Regions from separate parts of the Homo sapiens genome. Here region 2 is linked to region 1. A link is a loop called in an ENCODE intact Hi-C map of the cell type or tissue named here. Cell type or tissue: A673. All regions are shown on one strand. Links, peaks and the distances in the headings refer to the core of each region. The heading gives the core; the rest is flanking DNA.

Region 1 (2,925 bases), core at 284-2,783:
ATGAATGCAAACATACTGCATTCATGTTGGGCCCTAATGAAGAAGCTCTTCTAGGAGTATTTTCTCCAAGTTCCTCAAAGAATTCCTCCCATAAGTATATGATACCATGATTTTGAATCTGATTTCACACAGAATTACAAAATTATAAATATAAAGACATTTGTTATTATGAGAGACTCCGGGAATCTAGCTAACTGTCTCCCATTATTGGCTAATGGTTTATAAATTTTAAAATGCAATTATAAGTTGGGGTTGATGAGGGAAGCCTGTGACCACCATTAGCACCTTCCTTAAATATGCATATTCAGTCAGTCGTTAATTCATTCATTCTACAGATATCACTGGATTGGACCTTCTCCATCTCACGTGCCATATTAGTTCTGTGTTACATTTGCAATTCTAGTATTCCTTACCATAAAATGGGCTTTTTTTTAATTAAATGCAATGGAAAATTTTGTGAATCCAATGACGTGTTCAGTGACGTAAATTGTGATTTCTAATACTGTATTTATTTTTCATTGGCTTCGTCTTGGCAAAGGGTCATAATATTTTAAATTTCTCTGCCCTCTCATCCACCTATCACACTTTATTATGCGGTTTATAGGCAAAACACAGGCATGCACTGGCTATATCTGTAAATCTACTTTTCTGCAAATCACTTGAAGGGTAATGCATAATTGCCCCCTACATTATTGTTTCCTAGATTCTAACTTTTGTATAGAATGTTGTTAAAAGCAGATTATAATGTAGTTCCAAGTATGCTGCTTCCTCTGTATCCATAGGGGATTGGTTTCAGGACTCCCGAGGATACCAAAATATACTGATGCTCAGTTCCCTGATATACAATGGCACAGTATTTGCACATAATCTATGCATATCCTATCGTATACTTTAAATCATCTCTACCTCTAACACCTAATAAAATGTAAATGCTATGTAAATCACTGTTATACTGTATTTCCTATTATATTTTTTATTGTTGTATGGTTTTTTTAATTGCGTTGGTTTTTTTTAAAAATATATTTTTCTATCCCTGGTTGATTGAATCTATGGATGCAGAACCCATGGATATGGAGAGCTGATAGTAATTGAATTTAAAAGCAAAATAAGGGTGCTGTGATATTTTTATGAAATGCTCATGAGAATCAAAGATGAGAGACCAGAAGCCAATTTACCGTGAAGTCAGTAGAGTTTAAGCCGCAGGGCCTCTCATGGGGAGAGGTCCCTGCCTCAACACCCCCATGCCTAACTTTTTACATTTACTATTGTATTCTGGTTTTCCAAGAAGGCCTCTCAAATAATCTTCAGGTCCCACAAAACCTGGATCTGCCCTGAAACTGACACAGATATACTGAGATGATTTAGCATCGTGTCTAAAGCTAATTAAGTAAGCAAAGCAAAGAAATGGTCAAAGTGTGAAATGTGATCATTTATTTTTTTAAGGCTTTAAGACAAATTCAGCTTATTTTCTAAAGTGAACCCCACTTAAGTGAAATAATAAATCAGTTTGCCAAGGCACAAGTGAACATAAACAGAAGATTCATTTTTACTTCATTAATAAACATCAAATATGAACGGAACCTAACATCAAGCAGGCCAAGGCCTCCTGCTGACAGGAAACAGCTCCTAGTAAGAGCATTTGTAGAAGAACATAAATCCTTCCAGGCAATCACGTGATCATTTCATCATTGAGGTCCTTGCTACAGTCTACTATGTATTATCCATTTACAGGTCTTGTGAGATGTAACAGAGTGTTGTGATTAAAAGCACACAATCTGGGGCTGAGTTGCCTGGATGTAGACCCCAGCTCTACCACTTACTAGCTATGTGACCTTGGGCCAATGACTCACCTTCTCTGGGCCTCTGTCTTTTCATCTGTAAAATGGAAATAATAAGGATTGTCACAAGGATTTAAACTGATATTATCACAGTTCTTAGAACTGTGCTTGGTACATAGTAAGTGCTACATAACTGTTGTCGAAAGAAATCAACTTATCCATCTAGAATGAAAGCTATATGGGATTGCTTGTGGGTTCACTCTTGCAACTCCTCACAGTGCCTAACATGGCACATGGTCAGCCATCAGTGAAAGACAGCAACCCAGGGCCCATGCTGCCCTGCAAATGTGCTTCCCTTGTCCACCCTTGATGTGGTTTGGCTTTGTGTACCCACTCAAATCTCACCTTGAGTTGTAATATTCCTCATGTGTCATGGGAGGGACCAGGTGGGAAGTAATTGAATCTTGGGAGTGGGTTTTTCCCTGTGTTGTTCTCATGATAGTGAATAAGTCTCACAAGATCTGATGGTTTTATAAAGGGGATTTCCCCCACACATGCTCTCTCTAGCCTGCTGCCATGTAAGACGTCCCTTTGCTCCTCATTCACCTTCCACCATGATTGTGAGGCCTCCCCAGCCACGTGGAACTGTGATTCAATTAAACATCTTTCCTTTATAAATTACCCAGTCTCAGGTATGTCTTTACTAGCAGTGTGAGAATAGACTAATACAAGCATTTTTTTCAAATTTTGAGTCTGAATGCTCATAGGGATGCAGGGATGCATATGTTCTCCATTTTCCCATAAGCTACCACTCCCCAAATAGTTACCTCTTTGGTCCTTTAAGCTATTTGAGTTTGTCATGCCTGATATAAATGAATGATCCCATAATACACGAACACTGCAACAGTTAGTGGCAGTTTTATGGCTCACTGGAGTAAAGAGATGGGCCCATAAGGAAGTGAAATATGAGTCACTTCCACTCCCTGATGCTCTACCTGCAAACAGTGTTCCGGTTAACCTACCTATCCCTGTTTCTAAACTAGAGGTCTCAGAAGGGAAATAGGAAATCAGGAATCTGAGCAAGCACTTGCTTAGAAACAGAGACGAGTACAACCTAATGTCAGAGCTGGCCAAGACTCTATCAGTC
Region 2 (2,925 bases), core at 295-2,794, 66 kb after region 1:
CTACCTATTATCACATCCTTAACAGGTCTTAACTTCCCTACAGATTATGAACTCCTTTCAGGGGTTGAATTTATCTTGGTTTCTGCCCTCACTGGCTTGAATGGAGTAAATGTTCAATAAATATCTGTTGAATGGATGTGCTAATTCCAGCCACCTGTGTGTCCATTTCCAGGTTATAGCAGCAAGCATTACCTACCAGCATCCCACAACCGCAAGTTCAGACTCCACCTTGGTATCTGGCAGATGGTTCTGAACAATGGTTTGCCACCTCCTCCTCAGAACCTAGGCCCCCATGCCTCCTCCTCGGAACCTAGGCCTTCATGCAGCCCCCTTGCTGCCCAGAGCTCACCACTCTGATGACAGTTCTGAATTGAACTGTCCTTGCCTCCAAGTCTAGGTTCCACGTGGATCAGTCAGGGAGAGGAATGTATACCAGATTAGCAACCCATAAGTCAGTGCCAGTGCTGTCACTTTGTAATTCAGAAATATGAACTTTTTTTTTAAGTCAAGTCAGTGATCTTCACCACTGAAGCAGTTCCTCCTGTATTAGGTAACAAGTTTAAGGAATTAATGATTACATTGGTGATCTAGTCAGAAGACAGCATAAGCCTTATTGGTTAGTAAACTAATCTAACCAATGAATTAGGATGGAATTGCCTTGTTGGGATAGAAATCTGTTCCAGGAGAGACAGGAACCCTCAAGTCATTTAAGTGCTGTAGAATGTCTCTAATGCTCATGCTCCCTCTCTCAGAGTCCTGATTCCCTGAGTCTTAAGCTGTTGGTGATTCTAACTCAATTTGCACACACAAATGTGGGTGCTTAGTTATTTAATATTATTCTATCTGTTAAAACATTCACATTTTTATAGGGGTCTTCTATTAACTCAAAGGGAGTCTTTAAGCATAGAAGATTCTACTTGGTTTGGTTTGGTCAGGCTGGCTTTTTACCAAATCACAACAAATGGGTGTTTGCTTTTCTCCCTCCACATTGAGCAGGCCCTGTGTTAAGCAAGGTTTCCACTGATTTAGGAAGATGATCTATCAAGAGCAGAGAAGACTCCTTGACTTCTTTTCTCAACAGTAGGGAGATGGGACCCATGAGCAGTGGTTGACTGCCAAGTCCCCTGCAAGAATAAATATTCTCTTCAATGGGCAAAGCATCCATGATTTGGCCCTTCATTTCCCATTTCCTGTCTCCACTCAAGGTTTGTCTTTTTACTTTCTGCCACTTGTACACAAAGCTCTCCAATGCTAGCACATGGAGTGGGGGTATGAGCCAACTGGATGTTAGATAGGTGTGTGCAGGACCTCTGGAGTCAGGCAGGTAGGGTTCACCCCATTCTTGTTAGAATGGCAGTGACTTCTTCCCTAGCAGAGCTAGCAACAATGCCCCAGTGTCAGATCTATCATATATTACAGTTTCCTGTCTGAAGAAGAGATGAGGGGTACAAGAGGGAGGAACAAGATGGGAGGCAATGCCACTCGAGTGGAAAGGAGCCCTGGGAAGGAGGAAATGAATAGTAAATCTTTTTCCAATTAAGAAAAATGAGAGTGGAAGCAGAAAAGCTCCAGAGGGCACTTTTAGGGGAGGGAAAGATCATAAAAGGCCTGTTATGAAAATCTATTACCCATAAATTTCCCCACATTAAGCAGAGCCTGTCTAGAGAGGATGCTGAGAATTCACTCAGCTGACACAAGATATGTGACTTGATTTAGTGGCATCCACATGCTGTGTACCGTTTCCATTGGCATGTCTGCAATACCACTTTCCCTTGCAGGGATCCCCTTTAATTACTCGCAGGCTTATAATCTCCATTTAAGGACATCTTGCTTCCATTTTCCAATCGCTTTATGTCTTTTGTCAGATGTTTACCGATGTGATAGTGGTACCATAATTTGAAGCTCAACCACATGAGATTATGGACTTTAGTATTGCATCACATGAACATTTCAGATTTAGGGATGAGTCGAACTTCTAGATCACTCTAAATATAAGACTTATCTAAAAGGAGTTCATATTTTTTACATTTGAAGACGACAGTGGAAATTTCTCTTTCTAGGTGATTGTCTTCAGATACGAAAATAATGTGCTTGTTTATATACCTGTGGTCAAATGTCATTGCATCCAACTTAGCCAGTAGAAATGTGAGAATATCCCTACATCCTGCTCTGGAGCAGGTGTGATTCAGTTGCATATCCAGATCTAGACCTCTATGCAAGAGAAAGAGCTGGAAAAATATAGTGCTGCCAGCCATCGACACCTGGGTCTGAACTGTTTCCTAATGTTTTACTTTTTTTAAACGACTAAGCCCAAGGTTTATTGTCCACATCTACGATGCACATTAAAGCAAAATTGTCCTTTAATAGATAATAGCAGTCAAAGAACAGCTCCAACTCAGATTTTACTTTTGATTGACAACATTTTTTAAAAGCCTAAGTTCACTGAGGATCATATTTATTTAAAAAAAATTTTTATTTTTTTGAGACGGAGTTTTGTTCTTGTTGCCCAGGCCGGAGTGCAATGGCGTGGTCTCAGCTTACTACAACCTCCATTTCCTGGGTTCAAGAGATTCTCCTGCCTCAGCCACTTGAGTACCTGGGATTACAGGTGCGCACCACCACGCCCAGCTAACTTTTTGTATTTTTAGTAGAGACGGAGTTTCACCATGTTGGCCAGGCTGGTCTCGAACTCCTGACCTCAGATGATCCACCCACCTTGGCATCCCAAAGTGCTGGGATTACAGGCATGAGCCAGCACACCAGGCCTATTTAAAATTCTTACTCATTATTTAAGACTGTTATAAACAAAGAATTCTAGGTTGGGGATGAAGAAAAGGTAAAGTTCATGAAAACCCAGGTAGTAACTGGGCTTATCTTTTTTAGCCACATTTATACCAGTTGAATCTTAAATAATGATGGAAAGAG

The links. Hi-C counts contacts between places; a loop is a spot of excess contacts. Peaks named below come from ENCODE experiments on the same cell type or tissue, not always from the same donor. Only the 100,000 strongest peaks of a DNase experiment are listed, where the experiment ranks them.
Region 2: a loop joins it to region 1, with 7 times the contacts of the local background. A loop is called at or near these places in 3 of 110 quality-filtered maps.

The regions. Positions count from the first base shown.
Region 1 is chr7:134,848,603-134,851,527 of GRCh38, forward strand. All of the region lies in intron 2 of CALD1 (caldesmon 1), which reads left to right. Among named protein-coding and RNA genes, the nearest start is that of CALD1, 70 kb to the left of the region's middle. In A673, for the core only: no CTCF peak of the experiment used is centred there; a DNase peak (open chromatin) is centred at 1,629; H3K27ac peaks cover 875 bases.
Region 2 is chr7:134,914,884-134,917,808 of GRCh38, forward strand. The region is part of intron 3 of CALD1 (caldesmon 1); the gene reads left to right. Among named protein-coding and RNA genes, the nearest start is that of AGBL3, 70 kb to the right of the region's middle. In A673, for the core only: no CTCF peak of the experiment used is centred there; a DNase peak (open chromatin) is centred at 1,648; H3K4me3 peaks cover 330 bases; H3K27ac peaks cover 1,556 bases.